3 separate regions of the Homo sapiens genome follow, and all the other regions are linked to region 2. The links are chromatin contacts, found by Hi-C in ENCODE. All regions are on one chromosome and are shown on one strand. Each heading gives the region's core, a stretch centred on a gene start or an enhancer-like site at or near the end of the contact. The rest is flanking DNA. Distances are from core to core; before and after follow the strand shown.

Region 1 (2,700 bases), core at 60-2,559, 720 kb before region 2:
CAGGCTAAATTTAGAAACGAGCATTTGCCATTGCACTCTTGACTCCCTCTCTGTTCCTTCTACCTGGGTCATTCCACCTGAGCCTGTGGTTCCCACGTCACTGTTTATCCCTCTGCATCAAGCTAGTCTTGCCCATAAAAGTACCTCTTGCCTCAAAATGCTCGACCTTTCTTGCTTCTAAGCAAATTTCATTCAGATAGAAGTTTCAGATTCATACCAGTATTTAGAGGAAAGCATATTGACTAAGATGTGAGTAGCTTTCTTCCGGAACAGTGTTCTCCAACTTTTCGAACTCCTTTACAGTCTTAAAATTTGCTGACGACCAGAGAGAACAGTTGTTTATATGGGTGATATTTATCTATTGATCACATTTGAAATTAAAGCTGGAAAATTATTAATTCATTTAAAAATAATAACTTCATCATATGTAAATTTGCACATTTTTATGAAATATCACTATATTTTCCCAAACAAAAACTAGTGGGAAGAGTACTATTGTTTTGCATTTTGCAAATCTCTTTAATGCCTGGCTTAACATAAAACTGTTGGTGTATCAAATCTCTTTTGATATCACATGTCATGTAGCCTCTGGAAAACTCCACTATATAACTGCAAGAGAATGAGAGTAAAAAGGCAAATAATGTGTTAGTAATATAATGAAAGTAGTTTTTGTCTCACCGAGCCCTCCAAAAGGTCTTAGGAACCCGTAGGTCCCCAGGCCACACCGTGAAAACTACTACTTCAAAAGAAAACATGCAATTTTAAAATAGATGCTTATTAAGCCAAAAAGACTATCATCCAAGATGGCATTTCAGGTAGTCTACAAGTGAAATGAAAAGAATTCAGGCAGCGTGGCTCTAACCTAGTTCTGCTTTTCACCGCTTCTTCCGTGTATCTGTTTGAACCAATTAAACCCTCTAAAAATTCCAAATGATTTGTAGTGTTGGTAGAGATTCCTGTGAGTGTTTAGACAACATTGAAAATTCTTGAAACGTGATATTTTTGCATTGGTTACTGGTGTAAGGCATAGTCTCCATTCAAAGTAAACTGTGATTTCTGCATAGCTTCCCGTGAGCATCCGGTCACTTCATTTTCTGTAACAAAGACCCACTTAGATACTGCAACTTAACTGTGTTTATCTTTCAAGAACTGATTTGTGAGGTGAAGCTAAAGTAATGGGAGATTGTTAATCTCTGTGGTCTCTTCCGGGTCAGAAATGACATGATTTTATCTTATTTTCTTATGTAGCACACAAACGCTTTCTGAGGGCAGCTAAAAACATTTGGAATGATGCATCATTTAAAAATGAGTTTTGCTTCTCTGATTGACAGACTCGAAGAACAACATTCCTTTAGATGAGTTTTGTTGAATTTGTTTAAAAAATTCCTTTAGATGAGTTTTGTTGAATTTGTTAAAAATTCATTTTCATTCTTACCTTGTACCTGTAATATTAAGTTCCACCATCACTACTAGTGGGAATAAATTCTATCCTTTTTTTATTGATGTTAAACATATATTTCTATCAATTCAATATTAAGTACTTTATTATTGTACTTCACAATCATGAAAGTGCCTGCAGGGAAGAGGAAGACCATGCCCATAAAAAGACTACTAAATCTGTACTTCTCTTTAAATCAGTAGCTCATCATGGACGAGTAATGCTCTTGACCACTAGTTTATCTCCCACATCATTAATATTTTCTGTTCTTTAAGGAAGGACATACATAAGTGATTAAACATTGTAGAAGGACAATTGAGAAGCATTTACACTCCTTCATTTGAACTGAAATTTGTAGGTTATCTTTGAGATGTGTCACTCATAGATAAATGGTTAGGAACATGTTGGACTTAAGAGGTCACAGATGAGTGGCCCACAGGCCACATGCAGACCACAGATGTGCTTTCTATATTCTGGGTTTCCTAAGTTGCCCTCACTTCCTATTATTTTACTTGTGGCCCAATCTGCACATTCACCTTGCCAGTCTGGTGGCTGTCAGTATTTGAATTAGTAGCTCTATAGCAAGCAGTCATGTCTGGGGAAAATAGAAAAACAGAACCCAAGAAGATTACAGTACTGTGTTGTAAGAAATCACCTAATAGAAAATTGTTTGACAAGGATGTATAATTATTCATCTTTTAAATTCTTGGTCATATGAAAAAATAACTTTAAAGGTAAATGAAAATAATAGTTGATTGACAAGCATGCCTCAAAAATGACATTTATTATATAAAGATTTTTTAATAGCTTAACACAGGAGTTAGGGTATGAGATTATGAAACGGGGTTGTATCTTCCTCAAAGAGGTCATCCATCAAAACTTTGCTTTTTCATTATATTACTCTTCTTATTTATGTGCATTGTTTTATCTATAAAAAATATTTAATGTATATTTAAATATATAGAATCAACCACACAACTAATTTGTCAAATGCATACCTTTGCAGTGTTAGTTTATCTGGAAGGTCCCACAGCACCACCTAGTGCCCTGTATTTTATTTTGCATAATATTTTTATAAATTTAAGAATTCTTATCACATTTGAATATCAAATATGGCCCTGAAGCAAATATATGGTTTAAGTAGTATTATAAATAGAATGCTCTAAAGTAATTATTGCATGCTTTATTGAAAAATTTAAGTGAAACTCTAAAAAATGATGATTGTAAATTTTAATAATAGTACTATTATTAAAATTTACTGG
Region 2 (2,731 bases), core at 122-2,621:
AGTCTCTAGGACTTTTTCTGACCTCTAATTCCAATTATTTCTGAATACAAAGAGTCTTCATCTTACAATCGGGTCTGTGTCTGGATAAACCCACTGTAAAGTCAAAAAATCTTTAACTGAACCATTGTGTAAGTGTAGGACTGTACTAAGGTGAAAATCTGCAGAGGTCACAAACTAGTTGCACCTGGCCCACCCACAGAAGGTGTGTGTTAACTAAATTGGTTGCAAGTAACATTAAAAATCAAGAAAAAATACGTAAAAATACAGATCTTTGGCCTGTGTTGGAGAAAATCGGATCTGCGTTTGAGAGACCCCCATTCCCACATGGCAACAATCAGCTAAATGGTAAATGTTTCGAGCATTCACCAGCTCTTTCCATTCTAAATAAAGGTTTTCTTTTGACATCTTCAAATATCTCAAATGGTGATTTACATTTCTTATGGATATGTAACTTTTCATGCTTGTTTTGTCTCTCCTAATAGAATACAGCCCTTAAAAAACCTGTCCTTGTCTTTGACTTTTTAAAAACCTCTTGTTACCCTGAACACAAACCGGTATTTAGTGCAAAATTATTGTAAAAGAATATTCTGAACATTGTAGACAACAGCAAAATGCTGAATAATCCACACAGTTTTTCTGGAAACTTTTGGCTTTCTACCAAGTTGGAAAAGTTTTATTAGTTTATGTTTTCTAAACATATGGATTAGGGTACAACTCTTAAGACAGATAATAAAAAATTTTTATATTATTTTGGTTTAGGTCGTCTTTCATTTTCTAATGAGAAATACATATGAAGACAGCATGCCCTCTGCTGAAAGAGATTTAGACCCTGCCCGGCACGCCATGTGACGGAACCTAGATACTGTTTGTAACTTTTAGTTTGAATCCAACTTTTATATCCTGGATTTGATTTCCCAGAAAAGAGTTTCAATTTCACTCTTTGGTAGGAGTCATAGTGGCTTTCTCTGACGCGGCCTCAGGTTAACCATTTACCGGGTTTGGCAGCGACAAGGGAAGAGCCACCTTAACAAAGCTGCCTTGCTGTGGCTCAGAGATAACCTGAGAAACCTAACCAAGATGAGAATTTTAAAACACTGTTTACGTACAGGGCCTTTCTTTGTTAAAGCTTCCATTTGAACCCATTTGCCGACTCCTGCCTGTCCACACATATCCGCACCCCGAACATCAATATTAGGAGAATATTCGATAATACTCTCCTTTTCCTTCCCCCACCCCAAATCCTCCAGGGGGCGCCCCGGAGGACCGCGCTGGCCCCCCGGCGGGAGGGCGGCCGTAGGCGGGAGCCCAGTCCCGACTCCTGGACGCCGCGCGCACTCCCCATACTCACCCGCCCGAAGCCACGGAAGTGCCACCTGACCCCGCCCCTTCCGCCGGATCCTCCCACGCAGGCGCAGCGCCGACTGCAGGCGCGTGGGGCCCGGGGATCGCCTGGGGCTGGGTGGCGGTGCGGGGCATGGCCAGGGTCCCCGTGGACGTGGCCGCGCAGTTCCGGCGTGTGGCGGAGAGCGAGTGAGCGTGAAGGTCTCCCGGCCTGCAGCAGGCTGCGGAAGCTCTGCGCCGGGAAGTTCTCTGGCGGGGGAGGGGAGGGCGGTTTACGGCCTTTGGGGTAGGTTTTGCCCTTTTTAAGATCCACATGAAATCTTTCGCCTCCGAAGTTCGAGGGTAACTTTCGTTCCCTCCTGGCCTTCGCGACACCCTCGAGTCGGACGGAGGCCGAGTCGTGTCCTCACCCCCAGCAGCCTGCGGCGGCCGGGACCCCCGGAGGCCCTTCTTCCGCTCCTTGGAAACTTAAAATGTGGGGTGAGGGAGAGACGCGTTACGTTTGACAGACCGGTGAAATTAAAGACACTCAAGCTTCTCAGAGTGATTTGAAGAAATGCTCAGCGTTCTGCCGAAATATAGTTTTAAGTTTTTAAACCACGGCATGGTTTTTAAAGGCTGAAGGACCCACAGTTTTTTTCTCTTAAAGGGCACGCATTCATTTTGATTAATATTTCTTAACATGCAGCCAAAGCCAGGACTCGGGCTCACTGCTGCAGGGGTGTCCTCGGGAAGTCCCGAGGGGGGAAAGGCGCGCAAGCCTGAAATGGAGATGAAAATAAACAGGCATAATATTTGCTACCTCACTGCGTTGGGCGTAGTAGTAACTAATTCTTAAAAAACGTCTTAGATGACATATAAGTAGTAAAGCCGTTGTATGCTAATCTAGAATTTTTGAGAAAAACTTAATCACCCAAATGTTTGCTATAATGTGATGAAGATAGCATCCATCGGCAGTAGCCAGGATCAAATGACGAGTAGATATGGTTATAAATGGGGCCCATGCAGTATAATTAGTATATGAAACCAAGATGTCAGTCCTCACACAGAATTTGTGTAATGATATGCATTTGGGAGGCTTCAGGCCTTTTCAGCTATTTGATACAGGTTGATTCTTACTGAATACAGAATAATAAAAAATGAATTACTGGTCTCACCATTTTCATTATTACTATTTGGACCAAAAGACTACCACTTTTACTCCAAAGATTGATTGTAGACTCAATAGCCAATGACAGAAAATTAAGCACAAGTCTAAATGAAGCCGAGGATCTAGTAGAAAGAACACAGAATCAAACCTTTCAAATCTCAGCCTATCGAACACAAACAGATTGACAGTTCTTGAGACGGTTTACTTCCTTTCTTTAAACTTGGCGTTGCTCATCTGAAC
Region 3 (2,890 bases), core at 354-2,853, 970 kb after region 2:
CACCAACTGACCCTGAAAGTCTGAATTTATAATGTTACAAAATGACGGAGAATCGTCTCAGTTTTATGTGATAAATAACGCCCCAGCAAAATCTTTCGCCAGTTTTTTTCAGGTCCCTAACCGGAGGACCAGGAGTTCCTTTCTGTTGGTTTAACTAATGTAATGCAAGACACCCCCCTCTGACGGGGCTGGGGATCATAAACCAACCATGCTTCAACATCCTTTACGATTCAATCCTCTCCCTAACCGAGCACGTGGAGAAAACAGCACAAATCTTTTTACCCTAGAAAAATAAGCCGGAAACCACAGCCACCTTAATTTACAGTTTCACCGCAGCCAATGCCCCATTCGATCCAAAACACACTGTTCATCGCGATTCTTTTAAAATATTTACCCAGCCCAGGGTGCGGGTACCGCAGAAACGTCTGTTTTCAGAGATAGGCAAGTTTGCACAGCATCCCGACCGCGGACTCTGGGGGAGGAAATGCTACTTGCTTACCCCAGAGGAACACACAACGGAATCACGTTAGCGCTATAGAAAAGTTATGGAAAGAACTCCCCCAAAGAAGTTTTGACCTTCTTACAACCACCGGCTTTGCCAGAGCCACAGGGAACCCCACCCAGCCAATATGCCAAGTACGCATCCGTGAAGCCGGTGAGTGCCTACCTTATTCTCCAGGCGCCCTAGCCCCGGGCTGTCACTCCGCAGGCAGCAGGACAGCCGAGGGTAGAAGCCACCGCACAGCATCTCTCCCCCACTCAGCAGCTCCAGCTGGGACATCATCCTCCTGTCTCTCCTTTTCAGGCGCTTCGGGGGGTTCCCATTCAGGCACCTTCTCCTCCTTGCTCCGCTCCCTTCGTTTCTTTCCCCAAACTTAGCATCTCCTTCAAAGAAGCCCAGAGCCACGGCCAGCAGCAGCAGCTTAAAGGAGAGCATCTTCAGCATCGTCTGCCCAGAGCAGCAGGGGCTGGGCGCGGGAGGATGGGGGGGAACGCCACTGCCCAGCAGGGGCACTAGGGCGCAGCTCCAGGAGGAGTTTGCGGGGCTGTAGGGCACTCCAGAGACAGAGGGAGGTGGCGGGGACAAAAATATGTACAGCGATGCAACTTTGCAAAAAATAAAAGACGCGGCGATGGGTCCAATGCCTTAGGGGAGCCCGAGGAGCGAGATAAAGTTGTGCGGATGACACCGTTTGCAGTTGTGCCAGTGTCAGTTGGGTTGGGGGCTTTCTGCTGCGGCTGGGAAGTGGGAGGAGGAGAAGGAGTTGGAAGAGGAGGAAGAAAAGGAGAGGACAGCCACAGATGTTCACTTGTCCGTGTAACGGGAGTTGTTTAGGTGGGACAGTAGCAGGAACAGAAACGGCGACGGCGGCGGCGGGGCAGGCGGAGGCAGGGCCAGCGCTGGGCTCTAGATGATGCTGAGGTCTCCTCTGCCGGCGGCTGCAGCTTCTCACACAGCCTCTCATGTTTCGTTCCCTCTTTTCTTCTTCTTTTTAACTAGCGCGCGGGGAGGTGCTGCCACAGCGCGCCCCTTGACGTCACCGCTTCTCGCGCGCCCCCGCCCAGGGTGGAGGGAAGGGGAGGGGGCGGCCCCCGCGCGAGCGCGTCCCCCGGGCCCCGGCGGCCTCCCTGCTGCGGCGGGGAGGGGCGGCTAGCCGCGACGGCGGCGGACGGAGGGGGAGGGCCGCGAGCCTTCGGAACCAGCCTCGAGGGTGCTGAACCCCGCGCGCCCGCCTCGCCGCGGCCCCCGGGTGGGGGCGTCCACGGCCCGGGTTCCCGGCGGGCTTGGGGCAGGGACGCAGTCCGGAGATTCCGGGACTGCCCGGCTGCTGCAGCCCGCAGGCTCCTCTCTCCTCCCCGCTTCCCCTCCGCACTGCCTGGGCTAAAGGCGGCCAAGCTGAGGCTCCGAAAGAAAGTAAGTAAGAGTGGGCCGTAGGAGGTGGGAAGGGAGGGACCCCTTCCAGGGCCATCCCCACCTCAGCCCCCCGGCCCGCCCCTCGCCCCGTGGGAGGGTGAACTAAGTGGGCTGGAGCGGACGGGAGGGAGCTTTTGGGCCCCTTTGTCTCCCCCAGCCGCACTGACACCCCCATTTTCCACACTGATTTTCAACGTGAAGCTCAAGTCCTCAAAGATCTTTCTTGGGGTCTGACTTAGAGGCAGGGGGACATCCCAGATGCCGTTGAGTAGGCTGAGATGGTTTGGAGACTCATCCTCGCCGGAGGTCCTGCAAGCCACTGAAGTGGCACAGACGCGTGTGCGCGGAGTGGGGCGGTGTGTCGGGCCACAGGCCAAGCCCAAGTCGGCCTCCCAGAGTGTTTGCCACGGTTTGGGCGGGTTAGTCCCCGACGCCCCTTTCAGGTCCCCACATGTGTTCGGGAATAAGCCGGGCCCCGCTGGTACCATCTGGGAACACAAGTTCTTGGGCCGCAGGTGGACGGAGAGAGAAGCTGGGCGCGGAATTAGTGTTCGTTTTAACACACACAAACACACACACACACACACACACACACACACCTGCACGCACGCGCGCGCAGTCCCTGGGGAGAGGTTCCCCTGGGTGTAGAAACAGAGGCGTTAGATCTGGAGAAAGAATTAGATGCAAGTCTGAGGGCATCCAGAAGCGCTGTGCTCTACTTATCCCCGTGTATACAAGTAAATTAACCTTTTCCCCAGCTAGACAAAGTCTGTGTAAATAGTGTGTCTAAAAAGATGTCTACGTTATCAGGAGCGGTGACTTGAGGTTTACTGGATCCCTGCAAGTTGGCATCAGGACGAGCTTCTATAGGGTTGCCCACAAAATGCGCTTCTAGCCCACTTGGGTATTTAACAGAGAAGCTGATTTCCCAGAAGATGGGCTTTGATGAGGAGATAAGGCAGTTGTCCCATTTTG

The links. Hi-C counts contacts between places; a loop is a spot of excess contacts on that map. Pooled maps may share reads with other maps.
Region 1: a loop to region 2 is called in a map of PC-9, with 11 times the contacts of the local background. The contact joins the enhancer-like site here to the promoter of MMAA in region 2. A Hi-C loop is called at or near these places in 2 of 168 maps with a recorded cell type or tissue (MCF 10A and PC-9) and 7 of 50 pooled maps.
Region 3: a loop to region 2 is called in a pooled map, with 5 times the contacts of the local background. The contact joins the promoter of HHIP-AS1 here to the promoter of MMAA in region 2. A Hi-C loop is called at or near these places in 5 of 37 single-sample maps with no recorded cell type and 4 of 50 pooled maps.

What each region holds. Positions count from the first base shown.
Region 1 is chr4:146,342,565-146,345,264 of GRCh38, reverse strand. The region is part of intron 5 of SLC10A7 (solute carrier family 10 member 7); the gene reads left to right. Among named protein-coding and RNA genes, the nearest start is that of MIR7849, 65 kb to the left of the region's middle. Within about 2 kb of position 1,309, at least 2 of the 41 ENCODE cell types and tissues checked have a DNase peak (open chromatin) inside an H3K27ac peak, as active enhancers do; they include PC-9, where a contact is called at or near this core.
Region 2 is chr4:145,618,025-145,620,755 of GRCh38, reverse strand. It overlaps MMAA (metabolism of cobalamin associated A), which reads right to left and starts at 1,371. Exons shown (of 7, transcript NM_172250.3): 1 at 1,349-1,371. RefSeq lists silencers at 1,003-1,072, 1,103-1,542.
Region 3 is chr4:144,644,732-144,647,621 of GRCh38, reverse strand. HHIP-AS1 (HHIP antisense RNA 1) reads left to right here and starts at 1,603. Exons shown (of 2, transcript NR_037595.1): 1 at 1,603-1,915. It overlaps HHIP (hedgehog interacting protein), which reads right to left and starts at 1,466. Exons shown (of 13, transcript NM_022475.3): 1 at 668-1,466. The coding sequence starts at 946. RefSeq lists an enhancer at 936-1,501.